Regions from separate parts of the Homo sapiens genome. Here region 2 is linked to region 1. A link is a contact called in ENCODE Hi-C or POLR2A ChIA-PET data. All regions are on one chromosome and are shown on one strand. The core of a region is the stretch at or near the end of the contact, and the rest is flanking DNA. Distances in the headings are between cores, read along the strand shown. Region 1 has its middle 140 kb from the start of SH3BP4. Region 2 overlaps SH3BP4 (SH3 domain binding protein 4).

Region 1 (4,553 bases), core at 615-3,114:
GGTTTATGCCTGTAATCCTAGCACTTTGGGAGGCTGTGGCGGGTGGATTGCTTGGGCGCAGGAATTCAACAGCAGTTTGGGCAACATAGTGAGACCCCATCTCTACAAAAACAATTTTAAAAATTAGCTGAGTGTGGTCACACACCTGTGGTCCCAGCTACTCGGGAGGCTGACGTGGGAGGATCGCTTGAGCCCGGGAAGTTGAGGCTGCAGTGAGCCATGATCGTGCCACTGCACTCCAACCTGGATGACAGAGCAAGACTCTGTCTCAAAAACAAACAAACAAACAAACAAAAAATAGTCACACAATCAATAAGGGCAAAGATGAACCCTGAGATGTAATCATGGATCAACCAAGACAAAATATTACCTGCTGAAAGAACACAAAGGCACCTGGTGATTTCAGTAGCTTAACAAAACAAGAAAAGATTAAAACTCCACACCACTGGACAGTCAGACTTGCCAGGCGTTTTTCACCGGCAAACAGAGTAGGAGTGACAGGTGAGCTGGAGTCACAGTTCTGGCCATTTCTCCCTGAGCTCATTTGCCGTTCTGCCGTTTCTGCTGGAGACTCCACTGCCGTTTAATTCGCAAACTGTTCTGACCACAGTTTGGCTGCTCAGTTGCTACTTTAAATCTTTATTTTCCCTACGTATAATACATAATGTTAATTAAAATGTTGATTCCCGTGGGATTCACAAATTTCATAATTTAAAAACTTTGTGTAATTTCTTTAATTGGGATTCAAATAATGCTGACCTCCCTGAGGAGTTACTGTACATGAAGCTGAACTAGTAATAAAATTAAAATGTCAGATGAGAGTGAAATATACTTTTCTGCCTTGATACACAGCTGAATACTTGCACACTGTGAATCCAAATATGTTCCCCTGTGTTTCTTCTTAAATTCACCTAGCAAGGCCTCTATTCATCATCTCGTGTTTCCCTGGAAACCATTGATAAGATTTCAAAACACTTCAAAACAATATAACCCTTCTCTAGAGATGTTTCCTCGGTTGCCGAGGAAACCTGTCTCTCAAATTTTGGTTCCGGGAGTGAAGATTCCTATGCCAGGAACAAAACCATATCTAGAAATTTTTGAAGACAAGACCTGCCCTGAATAGGAGGATCTTCAGGTGCTTCCATCCTCCACCCACTGGATTTTGTCCCCTGCCCTCTTGTTAGGATTCCTCACGCCGCCGGATGAGGGGGCTACGAGTTCTCTCCCCTGGAGGCCCAGCCCTCACTCACAGCCTCCTCCAGCCCAGCTGGAGATGGAAACTTTCGGAAAATGTACAGGCAGCGCAGTGTGGGGTAGTTGCAATGCAGTGTGGCACTGTGAGTCTCTGCGTCTCTGTCTCTCTCTCTCTCTTCTCAGTTTCTTATTGTTATCCCAATAATTAATGGAAACCAAGCCTGCAAAACCCGGCCCCACCCTCTCCTGCCCCAGCCCACCTTCCTGCTTGTGGGAAAAGGCCAGGGGTGGAGACAAGGAACGGCTAATGCCACAGGGAGGAAATGAAAGCCGGTTGGGAGAGGGAAAGCCTCAAAAGAAAGAACTAAATTAAAGCCTCTCCCATCCCCTCCAGCCAGGGGTCAGCTCCTCCAAGTCCCCAGGCAACAGAAGTGAATGTAGCAGCTAAGGTCAGCATCTGGTCAGATGGTACAGCAGGGGCCCTAGGAACTGGGCAGGGCCAGGACCACTGAAAGGCTGCCCCACCGGCGGGGACCGGCAGGAGGAGGACAGAGATGGGAACGGGAACAGGGAGTGGGAGAGGCGAGGTGGAGAGAGCTATGCGGAGACCCAGCTGGCCATGTACGCGCAGGAGTGGGCACTTGTCCAAGGCAGGGGTGGGACTTCTGAGTTAGCAGCGTTCACCCGTGCTGGCGGGAGGACCCGTGGGGAGGAGGGGCAGGTGCAGAGGAGGGTGCTCCCGGGATGAGCCCAGGAAGAAGGTCCAGGAGTCAGAGGTCTCACTCTATAGCTCAGGGAGAGAAGGCTCCTTACAAAATGCATGACTCCACTTTTGAGAGAAAGCACCAAGATTTTCAGGAAAGTAAAACTGTGTATAACTCAGCTCCATTGGCCCGAGTTGGATTTGGCATCAGGCATAATGCTTGGTTCCCCCAACTCTTCTCTTAGAAGGGACAAAGATTTGGGGGCAGCATCAGGACTCTCACTGCCTGAGAGGGTAAAAGAGGCCTTTGGGAGCCTGCCTGCTGTGGGGCACATAATGATGACCAGGACATGGCTGGGTCCCGGGGAGAGCCCAGCCCGGAGCAGGTGTGGAGGGGGCGGGTGGGCAGGGCCCATCAGAAATGTCCAGATGACACGAGGCAGGGGTGTGAAGGGGAGCACATCCACTGCAGGTGGGGCTGTATCATGTGGGAAGCAGCATTAAACTACGCCTGAAATCGTATCGACTGTTTCTTACAAATGAGAAGGAAGAAAGACCCCCGCCAGGAACAGCATGGTGGGGGAAGTTGAATGCCCAGGTGTCTGCAGCTCAGGGTCTGTGAAGGTGGAAGCCACGGGGTGGGCCCGAGCAGTTTTAAAGAGCCTGCAGTCACTGTTGATAGGCAGGGGAGCCCAGAAACCAGGCAGGGGAGCACAGAAACCAGGCAGGGGCATGACAGCTGCGAAATGTGCCTCCCTTGGAAAACGTGCAGTATCTTCCTTCTCCCAGAGAATGGAGATAAAGGCAGGATTTTGAGGAAAGGCAGGCAGGTGGAGGGGGATTGTTTGGGTCCATGGCTTTCTGCAAATAAGAAGATGCCTCTGTGGGAAGGTAGGCGGGTCTGTGGGACGCACAGCGTGTGGGTGCGAGGTGGATGCAAGGTGTGGGTGCAAGGTGGATGTCTTAGGTTACACTTGGCACCCACATTCCTTTTATTTGAGATGACGCCTTGCCAGGCAAGCAGGCAGCTGCCCCTTCTACAAGGACAGGACATTCTGTTCCACAGAGAAAAACTCGTTTGATACCACTTCACATTCCCTCCTGCTTCCTCACAGTGCCAGACCCAGGATTCTCCCTCGCTTCTGCATCATCAGTTCCTCCTGGATTGTTTCCATTAGCAAATGCACTAAAAACAAACAAACACACAAAACAACATCCTGGCCCTGTTCACGCCCCTCTGCTGCTGCCTTCACTTTCTTCCCCCTCTGCAGCTCAGCTGCTTGGAGGAGCCGCCTCTGCCTGCTCCTGCACCTGTCCTCCTCCCGTGTCATAGTCTCCCTTTCTTTGCTCGGCTGGGCCTCCTGTACCAGGCTGGATTAACCACAGTCCTTGCTCCCTGACACGCCCTCATCGCTGACCCATGGATGGTGCACATTTGGATTTTTACTTATCTAGTTATTTTTAAGCACCAGAAAATTCACCACCCAAAACAAAACCTCTAACTTTGACAACTACCTTCCCGTATCCAGATGGTTCTCCTTTGACCCTCCTGCATTTCTCTACCTGAGGCTAATCATCGCCTGAGTCCTGGCTTTCACTGGCCTGCTTTCTTTTTCATACAGTTTTATTGCTTGTATTTATGCCAATGAAGACTTCATCTGCCCACTTATCTTTTGACTGAGGCATGAGGTTGTTTCCATGTTTTTGCTAAAACCAGCAGGGCTGCAATGAACATCCTTGTACATGTTTCCAGTTGTATGTGACTGTTATCTCCTGGGTTTTTCTCTCTTCTTTTAAAATTACTTTATCCAGAGCTGCTTTCAGTGCACACATGGCTGTTGTTTTCCACAACAAGTGTATCTCAGCATTTCCCCCATCTCTCCTGTGCTCTCTGCCATCACTGTAAGTGGTCACATGCTCCATCATACATGTAGCCATTGACCTGGTGGCCTCCCTACTGCAGGGCTTATGGCCGATGCAATGATTCCACCATGAGTGTCCTGATTATGTGACTTCCTTTGTCTTCAGATTTGTTTTGCCTTTCTTCCTGTGTCATCACAGATCACTGAAAAGTAGAGTAAGTGAAGTCAGTGGCCAAATGGAAATCTTTCAGCCACCTTCACTGCATGTGCCTTGTATTCATCCATTCTCACACTGCTATGAAGAAATACCCAAGACTGGAGTATTTACAAGGTTTAATTGATCCACAGTTCTGCATTCCTGAGGAGGCCTTAGGAAACTTACAATCATGGCAGACTGCCAAGGGGAAGCAAGGCACCTTCTTCACAGAGCGGCAGGACAGAGTGAGTGCAAGCAGGGGAAATGCCAGACACTTATAAAACCAACAGATCTCATGAGACTCACTCACTATCATGAGAACAGCATGGAGGAAACTGCCCCTATGACTCAAATTACCTCCACCTGATCTCACCCTTGACGTTTGGGGATTCTCGGGATTATAATTCAAGGTGAGATTTGGGTGGGGACACAGAGCCAAACCATAACATGCCGCTATGGGTTCTCTGTTTGGCGTATTTGTGTAGATCTGCAAATAATTGACTATTTATTGCTGATTATCATCGAAAGATGCTTCTTTGGCTTTTCTAGAAGGAATTGGAAGAGTTCAGGATTTCTCCCACAATAATAGATGTCAAGT
Region 2 (4,553 bases), core at 1,351-3,850, 83 kb after region 1:
GATGGCCGCAGCCCGGGCTCAGGATGGCCGCAGCCTCTCAAGCACTGCACGCCTGGTCTCTTCTTCCCCACTTAGCAACTGGCAGCGCCCAGAAATCCCTCATCCTAAATTCCTCCTTCCTCCAAAACCAGTCAATCAATTCTCTAGGTGAAACAGCAAACTCTCTGGAAAACCATTTCTCCACCTTATCACTGCTGACATTTGGGGCCGGATCCATCTTTGTGTGGGCTGTCCTGGGCACTGCACGATCTGCAGCAGCGTCCTCAGGCTCTACCCACTCCATGCCGGTTGGAACCTCCTCCCTCCTCCCTGCGTGGTGACAATCACAAATCTCCAGACATTGCCAAGTGTCCCTGGGGGGCTGGGAGAGGCAAGGTCGCCCCAGGTGAGAAGCTCTGTGGTAAAGGATCAGAGAGTCAGTATCTGGGGCTTTTCAGGCCATTTGGTCTCCACTGCAACCTGGAGGAAGCAGGGAGGAGCTGCTCTGGACCCCACCTGCCATCTCTCCATCTCTGACATCTCTGACCAGCTCCCCTCTGTGCCTCCTGCTCCTGCCTTCCTGCAGGGACTCACCTGTCTCACCTGGACTCTCCCACTCAACTGCCTCCACTCCCTCCCCTCCCTCCCCTCTACTTGATTTCACAGGTGTGGGCTCACCCGACCCTAGGAAATGGAATTCATTTCCATTCTGACCGGGGGAAGATGACATCCTTTACCCGTGGCCAGGCCCTGTGCTAAATGTTCCGTCAGCTCGTTTAAGTCTCTGAAGCAGATCCGATGAGTAGAGGAAATGGAATGGATTTGGGGAATGAACTTGTCTAAGGACACACAGATGCGGCGTGGCACCCCCAATCTTCTTCACTAAACACCAGGTGCATCAGCCATGTTGCTGCTGTCACGGAGGTCCTGCCCTAGTCCCCCTCCCTTTATCTCCCCTAACCCAGCCCCTCTTTGAATCCCCAGGCAAAACCCAGATGGAGGGTCAGAGCTGGAGGGTCTTGGCAGCCGTGCAGTAGTACAGACGGACGCTTCCATTTGGGAACAGGCCTCACATGCTTGGCCTTGCCAGTCTCATCGGAGAGCCCAAGGGGTGCTGGCCCAGCAGAAATCTAGGCTGGGTGGCCCCTGGCAAAGCAGAGCGAGGGGGGCCCCTGAGTCCACAGACTCCTGAGAGCACAGGCCCCTGAGAGCACAGGCCCTTGGGAGCACAGGCCCTCTGCTTCTGAGAGTCCTGTGGTCCCGCCTGCAGCCAGCCCAGCACCATCGGGACCTTCATCCGCTGGCTTCTTTCCGGGAGTGCTTTTATATCACAGCTAAAAATCCATTAGGAATAAAAGGCACTATGCTTCGTTTCCTAAAAAATGCTACCCCACAGATTTTTGATGGATCCACTCTTGACCAAACCCATGATGCGTATGATACCCCCTGGGGCAGCAAGTGGCCGCTCTGAGATTTTCTGAACACACTCACGCTCAGCCCAAAGGAAAAGGGCAGGAAAGAAAAAATCCTCGCGGAACAAAGCCCGCAAAGACAAAGGAGACCAAGGCTGACTCCCATCTCCCACCTGCTGGCCTTTTCCCGTCCTGCTCGCTAGGTCGTAAAAGCCGTGGCCGGCGTGTGCTCTGGGTACAAAGCAGGCCCCATTCTCAGGTCACTCCACTCCAGCCAGCCCAGCACCATGCCAGGACAGGCGGCTCCTGCCCAGGATTAGTGGCTGGGGCCAGACAGCTGCAGGGGCTGGGCCGGCTTCCTACTCCCCCAGGGATCAAAACCTCCCTCTGGCGCCTCCCACAGCCAGGAACACAGGCGGGCACGCAAGAGCGGGATTCCAATTGCAGGAGCTAAGAGTGCTTGGCTGTGTGTAGACCCAACCAAGCCAGCCTGCCTGGGACCCTGGGACGGCCAGGGCTGGCTTGTTTACAATGGGCCACCCCTCCCAAAGCCAGCATGCTCTGGCTCTCCTCTCGTTCTGCCCCCACTGCATTTTGTAAGATGTGTGTGAAACCTGCAAAGCCTGGATCCCTGGGAGGGTTCAGCAAACATGTGCTTCCTTTGAAGCTCTGAAAGGCAGAAGCACAAGAGAGGTCAGCCTGTAGCCTGGACACGAGGAAGCCAAGATCAACAACTAAGCAGGGTGGCGGAGGCGGGGGTTCAGCAGCTCTGAGGGGCTCAAGGTGTCAGGGGAAGATTTGTTAAAATGCAGGTTCTGGGCCTGCCTTGGAGATCTTCACTCAGTAGGGCTGAGACATCACTCAAGGCCCCAACAGGAAAGGGACAATTTACAACAGTGAAGGGACCCCTGGGGGAAGTGACGCCAGGGAAGTGGGGAAGGGGGAAGCCTCCACTGGAACCTGGGGGAGACAGGGACCCCCAGTCAGGGGAGCCGGAGTGAGCCCCAGGCGAGGGGCTCCCCTGACACCTCCCTCTCCACCGCAAGCCAGAAGTCAGGGGAGCCCCCTGGGGTACAGCCAATTCAGACCACTCCCTGGGCCAACAGCACAGCAGGGCTGGGAGGGACAGACAGACAGACAGACAGACATGGCCAGCACAGGGCATGCCCAGGAAGCTGCCTTTCCACAGCAAGCCTCCTGTGTGACACCTGGGCAAACACCTGGCCTAGGTCTGTTGTTGACTATCCTGCTCTCCACAAGCAGTGCTTCCTCGCAGTCCTGTGTTAACACCCAGGGGGATCTGCAGGCGGATGGCACCTAACACAGGCCTTTATGTGACAGCGACCCTTGCTGGTCCATGCCAACAGTGAGTTCAACAACATACCAAGCCCTACCTCCTGGGAGATTCATAAAATCCTGGGGATAGGCATGGGGTGGAGGAGAAGGAATCAAAAGCCAGGGATCTCTCCAAGAACTTGGAAATGAGAGAAGACAGCTCTTAGAACAGAATTAGACCATCAAATACATGAATCCTAGTAGCACCAGTCACAACAGCCAGAAGGTGGCAACGACCCAAATGTCCATCAACGAATGAAAGTGTAAACAAAATGTAACATAGCCATACAATGGAATATTATGCAGCCATAAAAAGGAATGGGATTTTGACACATGCTGCCACGTGGATGAACCCTGGAAACAGTCTGCAGTGAAAACAAGACAGTCACCAAAGGCCACCTATTGTATGGTTCCATTTATAAGTCATGTCCAGGATACACAAATCCATAGGAATCCATAGAAACCGAAAGCAGAGCAGTGGTTGTCAGGGGCGGGAAGGAGGGGCAGCGACTGCTAATGGGTGCCCTTTAGGGTTGAAAAAATGTTCTGGAGATGTGATAAGAGGTGGTGGTTGCACAACTTTGTGAATATTCTATACAGCACAGAATTGTGACATTTCAAAATGGTAAATTATATGTTATGTGAACTTCATTTCAATAAAACTTTTTAAAAAAAATAATGAAACCCTGTAAAGAAGCAAAGCCACTCTAAAGAGGTCCAGTGCCACCGAGGCGACTACAGGCAATGACACCTTAAGAAGGTGCCCATGAGGAACCCATCTGAGGCTAAAATATTATGCACATGCACAGAGAACAGTCTGGAAAGATACATTTATTAAAAATAACTGTGACACTGAGAGCATATTTTTGTTATGAGAAATAACTACTAAAGCATAGAAAAAGAAAACCTATGTTTAGTTAGGAGTTAGGAGGGTACCTAGTCAGTCAGGCACAGGAAAAACGCCACCAACAGGGGAAGCCGTGGCAAACTTCACCGAGTGACAGCCAGGAGCCGGGAGCAGTTGGGGTGCTAACGGGGAGCCCCAAAGCCTGCAGTCCCACTGGAGCAATGTACCCCACAGAGGGCAGGTACCTAGGGCCATCTTGGGTGGGTTTTAGGACTCTCAAAACCCAACTCAAACCAGCTAAGAAAAAACAGGAACAGACTGTGGCCCCTAAAATCACACCGAGGTGAGGACAGGGGTGGGGCCATCCCTGGAGCCAACTGGATACAGACACTGCAAGCCCCCCAGCCTCCAGCCTCTGTCACCATCACTGTGAGTTCAGCTTCTGTATGCCAGAGCCACATCTCCCTGCATAGGAGCGTGACTGGGAAGGTGTCACACGCCCATAACTGCAACTTCTCACTCCCGTTTTACAGATGAGCAAACTAAGGCCCAACAGAGGTCAGTGAGCAGAGCCATGCAACTGTTCCTCACCAAGATTTGACCCCCTCCACCCCTCAGACCAGAGAGTTTAGTTCCAGAGTCCAGGCTACACACAGGTGCTGGCAAAATGGGAATCTGCTTCTCAGCAGATAAAACAGTAAACAGACACTCTATCCTTCGAATGACCCTCATTCTGCTCTCATGCCCCGACCTGTACAGTGAGGATGCATTATCTGCACCTCCAAAGTATCCCCTTTTTTCCTGTCAAATGAATACATTGGTACCCTGGCCTCAGTGGCCTGCGTTTGTAGGATCTAAGTCCACCCCAGAATCTGGTGTTTGAGAGCTAGGCCCTGGCCAGGGGAGAGTTCTCCTCGGTCACGCTGGTTCCAGCCCTTGGGTACTGCTTCCTGGGTCCCTGCCACAGAGGACCAAAAGGA

Evidence for each region. A loop is a pair of places that touch in the nucleus more often than their neighbours do. ChIA-PET counts read pairs that join two places held with the same protein, here RNA polymerase II (POLR2A). Pooled maps may share reads with other maps.
Region 2: a map of heart left ventricle shows a loop between it and region 1 (2.9-fold over the local background). The contact joins two enhancer-like sites. A Hi-C loop is called at or near these places in 4 of 168 maps with a recorded cell type or tissue (Right ventricle myocardium superior and heart left ventricle) and 1 of 50 pooled maps. POLR2A ChIA-PET finds 5 or more read pairs at or near these places in 2 of 52 experiments (A673 and WTC11).

The regions. Positions count from the first base shown.
Region 1 is chr2:235,085,247-235,089,799 of GRCh38, reverse strand. No RefSeq gene overlaps it. Among named protein-coding and RNA genes, the nearest start is that of SH3BP4, 140 kb to the right of the region's middle. RefSeq lists an enhancer at 1,844-2,344. Within about 2 kb of position 1,864, at least 4 of the 41 ENCODE cell types and tissues checked have a DNase peak (open chromatin) inside an H3K27ac peak, as active enhancers do.
Region 2 is chr2:235,003,203-235,007,755 of GRCh38, reverse strand. The region is part of intron 2 of SH3BP4 (SH3 domain binding protein 4); the gene reads right to left. Among named protein-coding and RNA genes, the nearest start is that of SH3BP4, 53 kb to the right of the region's middle. RefSeq lists enhancers at 1,208-1,797, 1,798-2,385, 2,386-2,975, 4,264-4,553. Within about 2 kb of position 2,600, at least 12 of the 41 ENCODE cell types and tissues checked have a DNase peak (open chromatin) inside an H3K27ac peak, as active enhancers do.